Regions from separate parts of the Mus musculus genome. Here all the other regions are linked to region 2. The links are chromatin contacts, found by POLR2A ChIA-PET in ENCODE. All regions are on one chromosome and are shown on one strand. Each heading gives the region's core, a stretch centred on a gene start or an enhancer-like site at or near the end of the contact. The rest is flanking DNA. Distances are from core to core; before and after follow the strand shown.

Evidence for each region. ChIA-PET counts read pairs that join two places held with the same protein, here RNA polymerase II (POLR2A).
Region 1: POLR2A ChIA-PET joins it to region 2 with 11 read pairs in embryonic stem cell. The contact joins the promoter of Cdc42bpb here to the promoter of Eif5 in region 2. POLR2A ChIA-PET finds 5 or more read pairs at or near these places in 3 of 5 experiments (Patski and embryonic stem cell).
Region 3: POLR2A ChIA-PET joins it to region 2 with 10 read pairs in embryonic stem cell. The contact joins the promoter of Bag5 here to the promoter of Eif5 in region 2. POLR2A ChIA-PET finds 5 or more read pairs at or near these places in 2 of 5 experiments (Patski and embryonic stem cell).

The regions. Positions count from the first base shown.
Region 1 is chr12:111,375,998-111,379,502 of GRCm38, forward strand. It overlaps Cdc42bpb (CDC42 binding protein kinase beta), which reads right to left and starts at 1,721. Exons shown (of 37, transcript NM_183016.2): 1 at 1,100-1,721. The coding sequence starts at 1,274.
Region 2 is chr12:111,536,082-111,540,156 of GRCm38, forward strand. Eif5 (eukaryotic translation initiation factor 5) reads left to right here and starts at 2,020. Exons shown (of 12, transcript NM_173363.5): 1 at 2,020-2,158; 2 at 2,274-2,467; 3 at 3,327-3,606; 4 at 3,720-3,801; 5 at 4,049-4,075. The coding sequence starts at 3,535.
Region 3 is chr12:111,710,903-111,715,005 of GRCm38, forward strand. It overlaps Bag5 (BCL2-associated athanogene 5), which reads right to left and starts at 2,354. Exons shown (of 2, transcript NM_027404.2): 1 at 2,142-2,354; 2 at 1-510. The coding sequence starts at 485. It overlaps Coa8 (cytochrome c oxidase assembly factor 8), which reads left to right and starts at 2,367. Exons shown (of 5, transcript NM_026511.2): 1 at 2,367-2,516. The coding sequence starts at 2,391.

The DNA of each region.
Region 1 (3,505 bases), core at 471-2,970, 160 kb before region 2:
CCCCTCACAACAAAGCCCCCACACCTCCCCTAGCTGCTCTCAAGCAGCTGCAGCAACATCTCACGGAATAGCAACCAGGCAGAAGCCCTCTAAAACTGAGGGACAATGAAGTTCTACACACAGCTCTAGATTTCGGTTAGAGGAGGAGGCCTGCATGTGGAACACATTTGTTTCCTCCTGTAAATATCAACCTTATCTGTCCGGAAGATTAGAAATGACTGGTTCAAACTGCACAGTCTTAGCCCAATGACGAAAGCAACCAAGGACAAGATTTACAGAGCTGGACCTGAACCTAAATCACACTTCCTCCTCCTTAGTCCTTGTGAGGGAACTGAGGGTCTTAAGGGGAAATTACTGTCCGGGTTGGTTGAAACCTTACACTGTAGCCTGTCTTGAGAACTGTCAATGAATGACTTAATCAAGCATTCGTCCTAATAAAGCACAATAGATCATCCGATCTATGATTACTGCATTAGATCCCTAGATGAACCGAATACCCAAGATCAGATGTATAAGTTTTTAAGTGACAGTTCTAGCTGTCACACACACCCCGAAATATCACCAGTCTGACACGGTTACAATTAGGGAGTCGGGGGTTGGGGGTGTTGGGGGAGGGTTCTTGTATTTTATATAAAACCTTTAACAGTTAAAAACTGCTCGGACGTGCTAAAAGAAAGGGATATTCAAGCCGTGGACATCAAGGGGAGGTGGACAGGCTGTCACCTGGGTGGAGTCCTAGGGGCTGGGCTGTGGAACGAAGCCTTCGGAAGGCCCACCGAGCAGGGGCGGGTGGTGAGGAGGTGCAAAAGGCACAGAGGCTGCCCTCCCACCCGGTAGAGTCTAGGGCTAGGAGGGGTAGCTCCAGGCTCGACTCTGGACCCCAAAGGCTAGTCCGGGGCGGGGGCAGGGCGGATATCCCAGGGAGCGCTGCAGGAAATGATATCCAGACTGGGAGGGTGGGTCTAGGAAGCGGCCAGGGCGATGGCCGGGAGTGGGGGGAGTGCAAACGGAGGATGTGGCTCCGGAGCGCAGAACCAGGGAGGCCCGGCGCGGGTGCGAGCAGTGAGAGGCGCAGGGGGGCGAGCGGCACCTTACTCACCCCACTCGAGGAACTCCGCCACATACTTGTCGCGGCGCAGCGCCGAGTGGCTGCACTCGGTGTAAAGGCACACCAGCACGTCCAGCAGCGTCTCCACGCTCAGGGCGCTATCGTTGCGCCACGGCCCGTCCAGGAGCAGCTGCTCCAGCTTCTTGAGCCGCACCTTGGCCGACATGGTGCCGCGCGGCCCGCTCCCCACGCGCCGGCCTCTCTCCGTCCGTGCGCCCCGGCGTCAGAGCCAGCACTCCCCGGCCCGGCGGCCGCGCACCCCGGCGTCCAGTAGCCGCACAGTCCTTGTCGTCGCAGCCCGGCCTAGGCCGACATCTTGGGCTCCGTCCCGGCGGCACCGAGTCTGGGGCACCGGGCCCCGCGGGTCCATGGGCCGGTCTCCTCCCCTAGGCGCCGCCCGCACGCCGTCCCCGCCCTCGGCGCCTGGCCGCGCCCTCGCGCGCGCCGTCACCGACCCGGACCGCGGCGGAGCCCAGCACCGCGTACACCCGGCCGGCGCCCGAGCCCCGACCTCAGCCCGGCCAGCCGCCCAGCCCGCGACCTGCAAGCCAACCAGGGCGCGGCCAGCGCGGCGCAGCCAACCACCGCGGGGCCGATCGCCGCCGCGCTGACCTCAGCGCGACGCCCCGCCCTCGGCCCGCGGCGATCCTCCGCTCTTTGGGCCTCGCGGTTCGCCGTAGGGACGGTGTGGGGCGGGGTACCCAGTGCGAAACCGAGATTGCGGGTGGCGCACGCGCACAGGAGCGCGGGCGGGGCGCCCAGCCGCGCTGTGTGCGCCCTGGGTCCCATAGTTCGGCTCTGTTCCCGATCCTCGGGACCGACCCTCGTGGCCTAGCGAGGCAGCTGTCCGGCGCGACCCCCGGGTCATTACTGCTGGGTTTCGGTTGAGCTCGTCTGAGCTGTGAACCGACAGTGCTCTGGGTCCCAGTGCGCACGGGAGACGCGGGCGGGGCACCTGCCGGGAGGCTCCGGGGTCCGCTGGACGCGCGCTCCCCACTGGGCACGCGCCGCTGGGGATGCGCAGTGCCCTGTCTCATCGGTTCAGAGTCTACCCCGTGACTGATTATTAGGGTGTCGACCTGGTGGGGAGTAGACTGTTGTCTCCAGGCGAGTCGCCGCTTTCACTCAGTTGGACGGCTCAGAAGGTTGATGTAAAACATCCCTTATGACATCCCCAACCTCCGCAGAGGAGGAGCCCTTTGTGGACCCCAAGGTTGCTTCAAAAGAATGGGGGCTTGTGGTGCAGCAGAGGCGGGGCAGGTGGGGTTTGGAAGCCGGAAGCTGAGAGGAGCCTGAGGCAAAGCGCAGGGTGGAAAGCCGAATGGCGACTCCAGCAGGAAGCGACTGAAGAGTCCCTGCCTGCTGGGAATGATGTATGACTTGGTTGGGGTTACGAAGCACACACATAAGCCTCCAAACTGCCCTCAAAATTCACGCGCGTCAGTATGTGTGTGTATCTAACTTAGTTTTTAAGACGCAGGCAAAATAGCCCGGTATTGTAGGTTGGATAGAGCGAACCCTTGTCAGATCTTTATTATTGTGAAGGAATCTATACACATATAAAGTATATTCACGAGTTACTGCATGTGTGTGATGCCCAGTTGTTTAAACTTAAAAATTAAAGCCCAAGAGAATCATCCTACCCAAAACTAAAGTCTGAGCAGCCAACTGCATTTTTTTTTCCTTGACAGCCCTCTTGCTTTTTCTTTGTCCCGTAAGCTTGCCCACGAGAGTGTCTTCTTTGGCTGGCCCTGTCACACTTCCAGCCACTCCCAACGGACAACTCTGAGTCCCTTCTCTGATTGCATGCTGCTGGACTATTTAATCCCTCCAAATTAGGACTTTGCCCTTGCACCCCGGTACCAGTCTGAGGTGCCCAACCCAACTGCCTTCAGTGCGTCTGCTCATCCCAGATCTGTTTCCGCACTGCCTTTTAGGACGCCGTCCACCCCTGGGACAGATCAGACCCAGGTGTACTCTGTAAGCTTCCTTTGAACTTGAAACAGTGAGTATACTTGCGTGGTGGCACATGCCTTTAATCTCAGCACTCGGGAGGCAGAGGCAGGCGGATCTCTGAGTTCGAGGCCAGCCTGGTTTACAAAGTGAGTTCCAGGACAGCCAAGGCTATACAGAGAAAACCCTGTCTCTGAGAAAGAAAGAAAGAAAGAAAGAAAGAAAGAAAGAAAGAAAGAAAGAAAGAAAGAAAGAAAGAAAGCTTTCTGTAGTCAATTTCCTCTTGTGCATTTTAGTCAGTTTGGGAAAGGATTTGAGTTGCCACCCGGGAAGCCCTTTGCTCACTTGCCCTGTTCATAACTACTTTTACTTTGGTGCCTGCTTTTGGAGCATGAGGGCTAATATTTTAGAAAACAGAAAGTCTGTGACCAACAAGTTGAAGGG
Region 2 (4,075 bases), core at 770-3,269:
ACATACAAACTGCCCACTTAGACTCCTCTGTTTACTAGGGAGGGCTATGTCATACGCTGACCCAGAAAAGCTCTGAGAGCCAAGAGAATTGGGCACACATGCTAGTTCTGTAAGTTACAGAGGAAATGACCTTGGAAAAGCAGCTTCATCCCCCCCCCTACCCTCAGGCTTCAGTTTTCTTGTTTGTAAAATGGGTGTAAAAATTCCTCAGTATTCAAGGTCTTCTTAAAGCTGTAGGATATTAGAATCTGATAAATGGCGTGATTACGAGTACTTCTTATTGTAAATAAATAAAATTAATTTAAAATTTTTTACAAAGCACTTAGCTGGGTGTGCTAGTACCTGTCTGTAAGCCCCTACTAGGGAGGTTGAGGCATGAAGCTAGCTATGAGTTTGGGGCCAGGCTGGGCTACATACTGAAAGGGCATCAAAGTGATTCTTAGAAGTTGTCCATAATAACAGCACTAAAAATTAAAAGCAACACTAGCATAAGCTTTTATATTTTCATCTCCTTTGTGGCTGTCCTGGAACTTGTTATATAGGCTAGGCTAGCCTGCCTCTGCCTCTGGAGTGCTAGGATTAAAGGTGTCAGCACCCCTGGCTCCTACAAACTTTTAAAATGAAGTTAAACATCAGGCCATCGAACATACAGAAAAGACCACTTTGTATAGTGTTACCAAAAATACTTTTGTGAGACAAGCCTCTTACCTCGGACTGGTTTCACACCCTTTTCTGAGAGTTTCTAAAATATTGCCATTTGAGTTCAGCCAAGCAAAAACTCAATCTTTTCCAATACTGCCAAGTCATGATCCATGGCTCACAGAGGCACTGCCTGAGATCTTTCCACTTTAACGAGGGGGAACCTGGATAAGCACAGAGCCGTAAAAACTGTAGAGCCATGGACTGTGAAATAAAAGCTACAGAAGAGACACAAATCTTTCAGTTCTGCATCTTGTCTTTAGTCTCCCTCACGGACATGGTCAATTAGCTTTACAGAGCTTTTAAGTCATGGGGAAATAACCTTGGATTTGGGCAAAATAAAATTGATCTTTCCATTTTAACCTTGTTACAAATTCTACTGGCGTAGAACAAAGGGCAGCCCTTCTTCCACAACACTGCTCTTTCTCCCCATCCAGGAAACCAGGCAGCTGCTGACTAAGCCAGGCTGCTGCTCTCAGAAGCCCTGGGAAGGTGGAACAGGTATTTCTATATTATTAGTTGGACTCTGGGATGATTTCAACTCTCAGTCGAAACTTTTACCAAAAAAAGAAGTTTTTTTTTTCTTTTAAATAATGGAAGAGTGTCTAGGAAAGAAAAAGTCCGGGCTCCTCTTCCGAACATAAATTGTTAGTAAATAAAACACTGTTGCCTCCTCGGGTGCACCTGCAGGGAGTCACAGTCACCAACCAGCCTGGCCTTTACAGACCGGGCTGGGCTGGACGGGGTGGCCCTACGTGGCGACTGAGCCCCGAGGCGGGGGGATGGCCAAACCTCGAGGCACAGCCGGACCTGACTGGGGTCGAGACCACCCTAAGTTGCGCGGGGACCCAAGCTACACAAAAAAAGGTTTCTATCGTGGGAAACCTCAGAGCCACAACCGCGGAGTCTCGGCTCGGCGGCGGCTTGGCTCCCCGAGCTCAGGGAGAGGCACCATATGGGATGACAGGCACGGGCCAGGCAGCAGGAAGGGTGGTGGGAAAGAGGCAAGGGGAGCCGCAGTGTCGGGAGCCTCCTGGCGCGGTCCAGATGAGCAGTTAGATCACGCGTGGCCCACAGAGAAGCACCGTGGACATAGCCGGCCCGGCCCCGCCCCGAGAGAGGACTAGGCAGGCGCCATAGTGCCTGAACGCATAAACTCAGAGCGAGCCGGGCTATCGCGAGACCGCGAAGGCCTCTGGGAAGGACGGAGTTGGGGGGGGGAAGGGAAGGGAAGGAAGCTGGGACAGGCAGGAGGCGGGCCGAGACCACGAGTGGAGCCCCAGGAAGTGGAGGGCGGAGAAGCGTGAGATCGACGTGCATGCGAGCCAATGACAAGAGAAGTTGGGAGGGCCTGCGGCCAATAAGCGGTGGCTGCCCGGTACAAGGGGCGGGCTCCGGGGCCGAGGGTAGCTTGAGCGCGGCGGCGGCGTTGTTCAGTCAGAGCGAGAACATTCCAGAGGTGAGTCCGCGGGGGGCGGTGGCCCGCGCCCCTGCCCTGCGCTCCCGCCCCTCCACCCCGCGGGCCGCCGGCGGGGGCAGGCGCCGCCCGCCGCTCACTGCCTTGTCCCCGCCAGGTCGCCAGGCTCGGCGCTGCTGGTGTGGACGCGGACGTCGCTGGGACAGTCCCTCCCGCTGCTCGGCGGCGGCACCTGCCCAGCCGCCCCTCCGCTCGCCGCCGGCCCCGCCGCTCCGGACCCGGTTTCCAGCGCCTCTTCCTCCCAGTCCCGGGCGAGCCGCGTTGGGTTTATGTCTTTATTTGACGAAAACGGTGAGTCGCGGGCGGCGGGCCATGGCGGCGGCAAGATGGCGGCGCGGCCGCGTGACCCGCCGCGCGTGTGGCGCAGTTTGGGGGGGGCCGGGCCGTGCGGGAGCGCGCCCGCGCGCGCGCCGTGGCTGAGTCAGGCCCGGGGCGCGTTTGTGACTCAGGGAGGCCGCACCTCTGCCCCGCCGGCCGCCGGAAGGGGGAGGCCGGGCGACGGGCTGCGACCGTCGCGTAGCCATGGGGACGAGGGCGAAGGTCGGCCGTGCGCCGAGGGAGCGAGGGGAGGGAGCCCGGGCGCGGCTTCGGCCGTGGTCCTCGTGCTCCGACGGAGCCAATGGCTCCCAGCCTGGACTTGCCGCCCTGAAGCCCCCGGAGTCGCCGAAGCCGCCCCTCGGCGGTTGGCAGGTCCGGCTCGACGTTTCCCGTTTTACCACGATGGCAGCCGGGGGAGGCGCCATCGGCGAAGTTGGTGGCCCCCGGGCCTGAAGTGAGGGAGAGAAAGGGCCCGGATCCCCTTTTCGGCAGTTACAACGCTGTCGCTCGGCCGGGGCAACCCATGACTCGCCGGTGGCCTTTGATGTGACAATCTCCCGGCGGCTGAGGGAGCAGGGTTTGTGTTCCGTGTTGTCCTCCTCGTTTCGAGCAGTTTCCCTGCCAGTCACAACCCGTGTCAAAATGGTGGCCTCCTGGGTTCCTGGAGTTGTGCTTTGTTACATGGGGATGTCAGCTGTTTTCTCACAAGGACTCGGGCTGTTAGAGCTCGGAGTGTTAGTTGTGTGAGGGACTCGGGGACGGGAAGTTGTCCCGGGGAGGAGTGATGCTAAACCTGTAGGGTTGTTGTGTGTTTTCTCCTTTTCTCTTTCAGAGCTGTTGCGCAGCCATTGGTACCTGTATTGGGGAAACATAGCATACAAGCAAGAAGCTTACAGCCTCAGTGGCGAAAATTTTTTCATGTCAGAGACCGAGAACTCTTGCAGTCGTTTATGTCATCCCTTCTTCTCCAGACAGAAGATACCAAAAAGTTGCAATCAAAGATCTCTTCATCTTATTGATAAAGTCACTAATAAGCCAAAATGTCTGTCAACGTCAACCGCAGCGTGTCAGACCAGTTCTATCGCTACAAGATGCCCCGTTTGATTGCTAAGGTAATGCTGGTTTTTATTTTAGTAGCCTGTTGGTCCGCACACTCTTGATAGGTTTTGAAAGATTACATTTCACAGGGAAGACAGTGCAAAATTGAAATTCTTATTTCCTTTAGGTTGAGGGCAAAGGAAATGGAATCAAGACAGTTATAGTCAACATGGTTGACGTTGCAAAGGCGCTTAATCGGCCTCCAACGTGTAAGTAAAGCTTGGAGAAGCCTGAAAAGGTATATTATGGCTATAGTTTTTACAGTCTTTGAGCTATACATCTTTCCTCAATCATGTTAATTAGCAAGTTGGAACTGCGGACCTACTTGATTGGGTGTCATTAAGCCACCCTGGCTGTATTTCAGTTTCCCTGTAATTTTAACACGGTGAGTTTTTGTATATTCACGTGCAACCAGTGCTTTAGTTAACTATAATGGAATGTCTTGTCTTTATACAGATCCCACCAAATATTTTGGTTGTGAGC
Region 3 (4,103 bases), core at 1,104-3,603, 180 kb after region 2:
ACCTCCTGTACCGCGCAGATCTTGGTGAGCGTGCGGTACCTGGCTTTCCGCAAGGAGACCTTCCCTCCGGTCTTCACGTGCGTCAGCCTCAGAATGATGTCCTGGATGCCTTCCTCAAACTCGTCAGTCACACAGTTGCCTCCGCTGTAAAAGGGCACAATCTTGTCTTTCACAAGGGCCTGAGCCTCCTTAAAGATATTCTGGATTTCGATGCGGTGTGGGTGGTTGGCATTCTGCTCCAACTCCTTGAGGAGACGTTCTGTCTCCTGTGCCGCCCGCTTCCTAGCTTGCTGGATATCTCCTTTTCCTTCCGTATCCACAGAGTCAATTTCAAAAAGTTGTTTGGTCAGAATCCTCTCCAGCCTCTTGTAGTTCTTGTCATCCGACAGGCCGCTGAAGCCGACCACTTGCGGCTCTATAGCCTTTACTTCCCGCTGGATCTCCTGAAGCCTACTAATGGAGGGGTGTTGGTTTCCCATATCCATACTTCTGTGTTCAGTTTCACAAGCACTGAAAGATAGCAAGAATGATAACGTATTAGTCTCTGCAGGACAAGAACCCACTCTAAACACTCCTTCTTAGTACACTTGTTAAAAGGGCTCATTCGGGCTGTGGAGATAATTTTTCATCAAGTGTCCAAGCTGGAATTCCAGAACACATGTGGAAAAAAAAAAGCTGGGGCGGAGCTGGAGAGAGGGCTCAGTGGTTAAAGGTGCTGGCTAGAGGACCTGGGTTTGATTACCAGCACTCACATGACAGTGCATGACCACACAGGTAACCCCAGTCCCAGGGCATCTGATTCCCTTTCTGTCTTCAGAGGCACCAGGCACACAGTGATGCACAGACATCCATGCAGGCGAAGCGCCAACGCCCATGAAGTAAAACAGAAAAGCCAGGCAAGCCAGTGCCGGGGAGACGGCGATAGATGGATCTCGTGATTCACTGGCCAGCCCAGGTTAGCCTAACCGAGGACCTTCAGGACCATGGGAAGCCCCACTTCAAAAGCCAAAGTCAAAGGACACCAAGGAAATGATGGTGGGCGGGCAGGGAGGCCAAACTCTGGCACCTGGGCATGCACCAAAATACACAAAAGGTTTCGTCAAAGGTGTAAAAGGTTGCTTGAGGAAAGGGAAGATGTGACATGTCAACTCCCTCTCCTGAAAACAGCTGGACAGGAACAAAACAAAGCAAGCTCACCGGTGTGCTGGTGTATCCCTACAATCCTAGCGTCGGGGATACAGAGGAAAGGGAACTACGAATTCAAGATCACCATGGGCTACTTGGTGACCCTAAGAATTCAAAGCAAAACGGAAATAGGGGAACACGGTAGGGATTTGAACGACAGACAGAAGGTCCTCATGATCCAGCCTGGGTGGATGTCTAGGCCTATGAATTCTGTCTTAAACCATGAGAGCGAGCTGCGTACACTGCCATTCTAGTCAACCCACCAGGTTAGCAACACAATTTCCTTAGATCCCCCCCCCCCCCATCCTAATCTACTCTCTGGAACCAGTTTGGAAGTTAACAGTAGCTCTTCCACACTCACAGGAGCACCATTCGTCCAGACAGCTAGCTAACTTTCTACTTTTCTGAAAGAGGAGCTACGAAACTTCCAAATCCTCACCCTGACTTCAAATACCCGCCGCCCAAACCTGCCGACTGCGATTAACTCGGTCACTCGCCTCCCGGTATGTGCGCTTAGAGCATTTCCCACGCTCTCAGGTTTCTGTCAAACAGCTCACTTCTGGCGGGCAGGCCACAGAACTCAGTCCCCGGGAGGGTCCAAGCCCGGCCCTCGCAGAGCTTTTACCCCGGGAGGTCTGGGCGGCGGCGGTCTTGGCTGCCGCGGGGGGCTGCGAGGTGGGAGATCGGCCCTTCACGGGGAGCGGCACCGCAGCGGTGCCCCCAGCGGCATCCCCCCTCGCCCTTCCCGGCTAGGTCTGACCCGGGCAGCCGGTGAAGGGGCCGGCGGAGGCGGCGGCAGCTACTGGCCGCGGCGGCCGCTCCCGGGTCTCGGCCCGGCCGGACGCGCCGCCGCCTGACCTCACAATGGGCGCGCGGCGGGCGCGGGCCTGCGCAGCGAGGGCGGCGGAGCGCCCGAGGCCGGGAGAACGGAGCTCGCGCCCTCGCCCCACGCTCACCTGGGCCGCACGCGCCATCGCGCCCCGCCACCTACACTTCCGCAGCGTTGTCGCCGTCCTCGCAGAGCGGGCCCGTCAGCAGTGAGCCCGGGGAAAACTTGTCCTCTCCTCGTCCCGCGCGGGCCCCGCCGCCCGGCGTCCGTCCCAGGGAATGCGCACGGTCGGCCTCGCCGCGCGTCGGCTCGGGCTTTGCGACGCCGCCGTAACGCCAACCTTTCCACTGTCGCGATCCTGCCGTACGCGCGGGCCATGGCGGCTTTGCGGCCCGGAAGCAGAGCGCTTCGCCGGCTTCTCTGCCGGTCCTTCTCCGGCGGCGGCGGCGTTAGGTTGGCCCGTGAGCGCCCTACGGATCACAGGGATGCGGCGTCCAGCCGGGTAAGCGGGACGCCGGGGGCGCTGGCAGGGAGGAAGGCCGCCGAGCAAACCCACGCCGCCTGCACCTCTCCGACGGACTGATGATCACTGCCCGGGATCCGCTGTGGAGAGCGCGAGCCTTGCTTATCCCCGAGTTAATTCCCATTTGTATTAACACAGCTCTTGAAGGGTGTTCTTTCTCATTTTCGCATCGTTAAGATTAGTGTTCGACTTAAAGCCGTGGCTGACTTCATCATCCCACTTCTGTAGACTTCGCATTGTTTGTAAACGTGCACGCGATGTCAGAGATCCACAGTGCAGGTCTGCAGCAAGAATGGGCGTGAAGCCTTTTTCAAAAAAACAATTGCTGGGCTGGAGAGATGGTTCAGCTGTTAGGAACACCGAAGACAGTAACAATGCACTCACATATATAAAACTAAATAAAGCTTTTTTTTTTTAGTCAGTTGCACTTCTTTTTTTTTTTTTTTTAAGATTTATTTATTTATTATATGTAAGTACACTGTAGCTGCCTTCAGACACTCCAGAAAAGGGAGTTCACATCTCGTTACGGATGGCTGTGAACTACCATGTGGTTGCTGGGATTTGAACTCTGGACCTTCCAAAGAGCAGTCAGGTGCCCTTACCCACTGAGCCATCTCACCAGCCCTCAGTTGCACTTCTTTGCAACAGAATGCTTTGCTTAAGGAAGGCCTAGGTTGCCAGGCGTGGTGGCCCACGCCTTAATCCCAGCACTCGGGAGGCAGAGGCAGGCAGATTTCTGAGTTTGAGGCTAGCCTGGTCTACAGAGTGAGTTCCAGGACAGGGCTACACAGAGAAACCCTGTCTCGGGAAAAAAAAAAAAAGGCCTAGGTTTAGAGTCTATCAGTCATATGAAAACGCTAAGGCTGGAGGTAAAACATTAATCAGTGGCTACTAACACTTCAATGACCACTAAGCTAGTGATAGAGACTAGAGAGCTTGGTTTAAGCAATAATGAAGAGAGGGAAGGAGGGATGAGGAGAGAGAAGAGAGATGGAGAAAATTAAGAATTGCAAAATGTGCTTGCTGTGAAAATTTTCATCTCTGCTATGCTGTGTCTCCTTGCACACTTTTAGCTTTGAAGTTCTGACTACTCCAGTTTAGATTTGTTGCCTTAGGACCCTGGCCTCTGGCTCAGTTTCCTGGCACAAGAAAAAAAACAAGCCTTCACTTCTGTCTTTAGAAAATATAACTCTAGTCCTTGGGCAGAAAAGATGAAACAGGTGCCTGAACATGCTTTGGGAGGGGAAAATTTAACTCACCCAGCAGCTTTCTCGTGGTCAGAGTTTGCCTTAACATTCATTTTTACTTTTTTAAAAATTGCAATGATTTTGTGTGATATGCCTGCGGCAGAGTTGAGAGGACAGCTTTCTGGAGAGCCTTTATCCCTTCCATGGTTGGTGCCAGGGGTGGAACTCAGGCTTTCTTATGAAACGCTTTCCCCTCTGAGCCATCTTGCCTGACCTTCGTTTCTGGTGAACTAATGCTGGAGAAGGCTAAGAAGCCCGCAGTCTTGGAAGAGTCTTGCTGGAGGCCTGGCGGCACCGCCTTCAACTGGAAAGGCAAGCT